2 separate regions of the Homo sapiens genome follow, and region 2 is linked to region 1. Evidence: read pairs that join two places in POLR2A ChIA-PET (ENCODE). Cell type or tissue: HepG2. All regions are shown on one strand. Links, peaks and the distances in the headings refer to the core of each region. The heading gives the core; the rest is flanking DNA. Region 1 overlaps RAB3GAP1 (RAB3 GTPase activating protein catalytic subunit 1). Region 2 holds the start of MAP3K19 (mitogen-activated protein kinase kinase kinase 19).

What was found. ChIA-PET counts read pairs that join two places held together with the same protein. Peaks named below come from ENCODE experiments on the same cell type or tissue, not always from the same donor. Only the 100,000 strongest peaks of a DNase experiment are listed, where the experiment ranks them.
Region 2: POLR2A ChIA-PET joins it to region 1 with 11 read pairs; 7 of 35 experiments call an interaction of 5 or more read pairs at or near these places.

The regions. Positions count from the first base shown.
Region 1 is chr2:135,123,424-135,126,349 of GRCh38, reverse strand. RAB3GAP1 (RAB3 GTPase activating protein catalytic subunit 1) reads right to left here. Exons shown (of 24, transcript NM_012233.3): 9 at 2,104-2,185; 10 at 101-169. Among named protein-coding and RNA genes, the nearest start is that of SNORA40B, 12 kb to the left of the region's middle. In HepG2, for the core only: no CTCF peak of the experiment used is centred there; no DNase peak of the experiment used is centred there.
Region 2 is chr2:135,047,216-135,050,141 of GRCh38, reverse strand. It overlaps MAP3K19 (mitogen-activated protein kinase kinase kinase 19), which reads left to right and starts at 2,695. Exons shown (of 13, transcript NM_025052.5): 1 at 2,695-2,926. In HepG2, for the core only: no CTCF peak of the experiment used is centred there; no DNase peak of the experiment used is centred there.

The DNA.
Region 1 (2,926 bases), core at 124-2,623:
ACAAAATAATAAAAAATGCATATAAAAATTACTAGCAATTTGAGAGTTATTCTACTGAAGTTTTTTAATCTCAGTGTACTACTACTCTTAACATACTTACGAATAAACATCATTATCCACAATGATCCCTTCGGTCAGATGAGGCCATGTAGTAGCTAAATGGAGTTCACTAAAAAACATAAAATATACCCAAAAGCTTTAATACTGACTCAGCAATTATATTTAATACTTCTAGAAAACTATACCAAGGAAATAAAAGTATGTTACAGTGGCATTATTTATAATACAACATACTGGAAACAACTTATTTAGCAAATGGTAGCACATCCTTATGAAGTTAATGTTTTGCAAACATTCATCTCATTATACATAATAGCCAAAAAGCATAAATAACCCACCAACTAATGAATGGATAAACAAAATGTGGCATATCCATACAATGGTATATTTACAGCCATAAAAAGCACAGAAGTACATTAGTTCCTCCTTATCCACAGCTTCACTTTCTGCAGCTTCAGTTACCCTAAATCAACTGCAGTCTGAAAATATTAAGTGAAAAATTCCAGAAAAAAAATCCATAAATTTAAAGTTGCATGTTGTTCTGAGTAGCATGATGAAATCTTGTGCCATCCCACCCCATTAGGTGAATCATCCCTTTGTCTAGTGTACCTACACTGTCTATGCTACCTGCCCTGTTAGTCACTTAGTAACTGTCTTGGTGATCAGAGTGATCACAAGAAGAGTGTGCATAGTACAATGAGATATATTGAGAGAGACAGATCACATTCACATAACTTTCATTAAGGTATATTGTTATAGCTGTTCTATGTTATTATTAGTTATTATTGTCAATCTCTTACTATGCCTCATTTACATTTATTTATTTATTTTGTATTACATCACCTGGAAATCTTACTGTGCCAAATTTATAAATTAAATTTTACTACTTATCTGTATGCACAGGAAAAATATTTAGTGTGTGGTACTATCCATGTTTTCAGTCATCCACTGGGGATCTTGCAACATACCAGCTGTGGATAAGGGGGTACTACTGTACTGATTCATGCTACAACATGGACAAACCTTGAAAACATGCTAATTAAAATAAGTCAGACACAAAGAAAGCCACATGTTATATGATTCCATTTATAAGAAATGTCCAGAATAGGTAAATCCAAAGAGACAGAAAGTATATCAGTGTTTGCCTAGAGCCGGAGGGCTGAGAAGACTAAGGGGAAATGATGGCTAAGAGGTGAAGAATTTCTTTTTAAGGTTATGAAAATGTTCTGGAATTAGATGATTATGATGGTTGCACAGCTCTGTAAATATTAAAATACCATTGAATTGTACACTTTTAAATAGTGAATTTTATGGCAGGTAAATTATATCTCAAGTTTGAAAAATGTTATAAATCAGGAGTTGGCAAACATTTTCTATAAAGAGCCAGAGAGTAAATATTTTAGGTTTTGTGAACCATGCACAGTCTCTATTTTATTTTTTTTCTTTCATAACCTTTAAAAATGTAAACACCATCCTGACTTCACTGGCCATACAAAAATAGGCTAATGGCCAGATTTGGCAAAGGACACAGTTTGCTGAGTTATAGATGAATATCAAATCTCAGAAAGTTTTCATGTAAAATTATAAAATAAATAAAGCAAGTGTAGGTCTTTCTTTCTTTTTTTGAGACGGAGTCTTGCTCTGTTGCCCAGGTTGGAGTGCAATGGCGTGATCTTAGCTCACTGCAACCTCTGCCTGCCGGGTTCAAGTGATTCTTGTGCCTTAACCTCTTGAGTAGCTGGGATTACAGGTGTGCGCAACCACACCCAGTTAATTTTGACATTCTTTAGTAGAGATGGGGTTTCGCCACGTTGGTCAGGCTGTTCTCGAACTCCTGACCTCAGGGGCTGCCCACCGCAGCCTCCCAGAGCGCTAGGATTACAGGCATGAGCCTGTGCCCAGCCCAGGTGTACGTCTTTCTTTATTTCCAGTACTACATTCATCCCAGCAAGCTATAGCATCATAAAGCACAGTGAAATCAATATCAATATAAATTCAAAGTAAAATATTCCCACAATTCAAATGACAGGTTGAAATTCTCACCTAATAGGATCTTCGCAGGCACCAAATGGTAACTTGCCAAACTCCAAGCCTCCAACTTCTCCTCCTACAAGGGCATCTATGTCTAAACAAAAGAAATATTTTTCCATCATTTGGGAAAAAATAAAGAAGAGTCTAATCTAGTTAAGCCCTTTGGAATATCATAGCTTTAAAAGTGTCTGCAAGAGAACACATGTAGCAAGTTAGCAAGTTAGACCAACTTACAGCATATGTAGTCTAACAATATTTGACTTCCCCAGAGAATGTTACAGTAAAAGGGCACACTTATTTCCTATTTATCCAGTATTTCATTCAGGCCAGGTATTCTAAATTTTGCCCTTCTGAAATATTCCTTAAATATTACTCAAGAGAATATTATTTCTGTACATTTTTTTGCATTTTTAAAGAATGTAATTAGTATAACCCAAAAAGAGTATCCAAGTATTTAAAAATCACCAACTACATTAATCAGTTTTGCTATCAGTAATTTCTGAATAGGAAATTAGTATATTTGTCGTCATTAATAACATTATATTTTGGTTGATAGTAAATGGAAATATATAAAGATCAGAAAAGAACCTCCTTTCCATTACGAATGGCATACTAGACTGGAAGAGAACTTAGAGGGTAAATCATTCCCTTAGTTCTATCTCTCCTGAGGAAGTAATAAGCATTTCTAAAAGGCATCAAAAGGATTTTTTTCTCTTTGAAATAATACAAATTGTGATATTTAATTATTCACACTATACTAGGATTTCCTGAAATTAAAGCCTACTGAGTTAACAAAACTTCCCATATTTGCTAAAATCACATCTGATATTTATCT
Region 2 (2,926 bases), core at 204-2,703, 76 kb after region 1:
CAGGCTGGAATGCAGTGGTGAGATCTTGGCTCACTGCAACGTTCACCTGCCAGATTCAAGCAATTTTCCAGCCTCAGCCTTCTGAGTAGCTGGGATTACAGGCATGTGCCACCACATCCAGCTAATTTTTGTATTTTTAGTAGAGACAGCATTTCACCTTATTGGCCAGACTGGTCTCAAACTCCTGACCTCAGGTGATCAACCCTCCTCGGCCTCCCAGAGTGCTGGGATTACAGGTGTGAACCACGGCGCCCAGCCCTGTGAGCAAATAAATTTTTGTTGTTTAAGCCTTCCAGTCTGTGGCATTTTGTTCAAGCAGCCCTAGGCAAACATACATCCCCCACCCTCAACCCAGGAAGTCAGACACTCCCCTTCCATGCTTCCTTAGAGCTTTTGACACAGCCCTAGGGCAGCCTGATATTGTCCTTGTTTTGTATGCCTATCCCTCCACTATTTCTAAACATTGAGTTTCTTGAAAAAGAGAATGGTTTGAATGACTCTATCTCAAAATGAGAGACAAAAGGAGGATTCCTTTTTTGTTTAAAGACAGGATGTCTTTCTGTTTCCCAGGCTGGAGTGAAGTGGCATGATCATAGCTCACTGCAGCCTCAAACTCTTGGACTCAACCAATCCTCCTGCCTCAGACTCCTGAGTAGCTGAAACTACAGGTGCCCACCACCACGTCCAGCAATTTTTTCTATTTTTTGCAGAGACATGGTCTCACTATGTTGCTCAGGCTGGTCTCAAACAACTAAGCTCAAGCAATCCTCCTACCTTGGCCTCCCAAAGTGCTGGGATTACAGGCGTGAGCCACTGCGCATAGCCAGAAGATTACATTTTTTGGGGGGGGTGGGAACGGAGTCTTGCTCACTCTGTCACCCAGGCTGGAGTGCAGTGGCACAATCCCGACTCACTGTAACCTCCGCCTCCTGGGTTCAAAGCAATTCTGCCTCAGCCTCCCGAGTAGCTGGGATTACAGGCACTAGCCACCACACCCGGCTAATTTTTTTTTTTGAGATGGAGTCTTGCTCAGTCGCCCAGGCTGGAGTGCAGTGGTGCGATCTCGGCTCACTGCAAGCTCCGCCTCCCAGGTTCACGCCATTATCCTGACTCAGCCTCCCGAGTAGCTGGGACTACAGGCGCCTGCCACCACACCCGGTTATTTTTTTTGTATTTTCAGTAGAGACGGGGTTTCACCGTGTTAGCCAAGATGGTCTCGAACTCCTGACCTCGTGATCCACCCACCTCAGCCTCCCAAAGTGCTGGGATTACAGGTGTGAGCCACCACGCCTGGCCTAATTTTTTTATTTTTGGTAGAGATGGGGTTTCACCATGTTGGCCAGGCTGGTCTGGAACTCCTGACCTAAGGTGATCCACCCACCTCAACCTCCCAGAGTGCTAGGATTACAGGTGTGAGCCACCACATCTGGCCAGGATTACTTTTTGAGAAGCCAATTTAAAGATTCATGGATTGCAGACAAGCTGGAACCCTAGGATAACCTGGCAGAAATCCTAAAAGTCAGAAACTACGGTACTTGCACCTTCCTCTGTTAGGCTGAGAGAGTACTCACCTTGATGGGAGTAGAAGCAAAGTAGAGCATAGGAAGCAAAACAGAGTAATAGCCTGTGTGTGCTTAAATTGGTGTCAAGCAGCTTGAAGTTGAATTGGTAATGAGGGAGTTTACGTAGATCTAACAATCTCTGAATGGTTTTTACCCTGAAGTCTTCATCCACTAAAGGAGAGAGAGAGAGAGAGAGAGAGAGAGAGTGTGTGTGTGTGTGTGTGTGTGTACGTGCTTGCGCATGGTAAAGGTAGTATTGCAACATTGTGGCCAGGCCGCTTAGGTTCAATCCCTAGCTCCACCATTCATTAGCTCAAAAGTTCTAAGCCTCAGTGTCATCTTCTGTAACGTGGCAATGATGCTGTTTATTGTTTCAACTCCATAGAGTTGTTATGAGGGTTAAATGACATTAATCATGTCCTTTATGGACTAACGTAGGAACTAGTCAATAAATGTCAGCTGTTGTTATTGCGATAGAATATCGTACCCCATTCAGTTGAGAATATATAATGTTACGCCCTACCTTAGAAGAGAAACCCCTGCATCCTTTGGTAAGTGGCAGAAAAGAATTTAGCAGCACACAAATGCCGGGTGACCTTATGGAGTGCCCTGTGTCCACTTCCTCATGATTATGTTTTCATAGTCCATGATTTGAAGTCTTTTGCAGTTGGGTTTATTACCACTGGACTCAGACAAAAATGCAGTCTGTTTACTGAAGCTTTTGCTTCAGAATATCACAAGCATATCTAGAGAAGAAGTATGTTGTAATGTAAGGATTTCTGTCTGCTAGCGCTTTCTCAAGGCTGAGTCTAAGAATGCAATCAGTTTGGTGGTAATCGATTGGATTCTCACTCTGTGACCTATATGCAGCTTTGAAAGGGGCCCTTCTGGCACCTTGTGGGGATTACAAAGGCATGGATCTCTTAGAGAAAGTCTCAGTGCATCAGGTGATCACAGTAATTGTGCCAACCATGGAAGTACATAGGGGTTTGGTAGTTTTAAAGCACTTAAGCAACAACTTGGAAGAGCATACAAAACTTGTTTTCCTTCCTGGATGAGACTGTCCTGCTTTCAATTCTCTAAGCTAAATGCACAGTGGATGGTTGCCTAGGAGACAACCTGTAAACTAAGCAGTCTATTTGCAGCTAACTAAAGGGTTTGTGCATGCAGGACCAGCTTAATTAAAGACAAAATTTAAAAGGAAAAATTATTTGGGCTGTACAACACTGAAAAAAAAATCTGAATCTATGCTGTTTTTAAATGGATCCCTGGTTGAAGTGTGGGTTACAGCTGTCCCAGAAATCAGTGCCACAATGAATTAGGATGATGTTGGCTACTGTTTGGCTTGGTGTTTCTTCAACTGT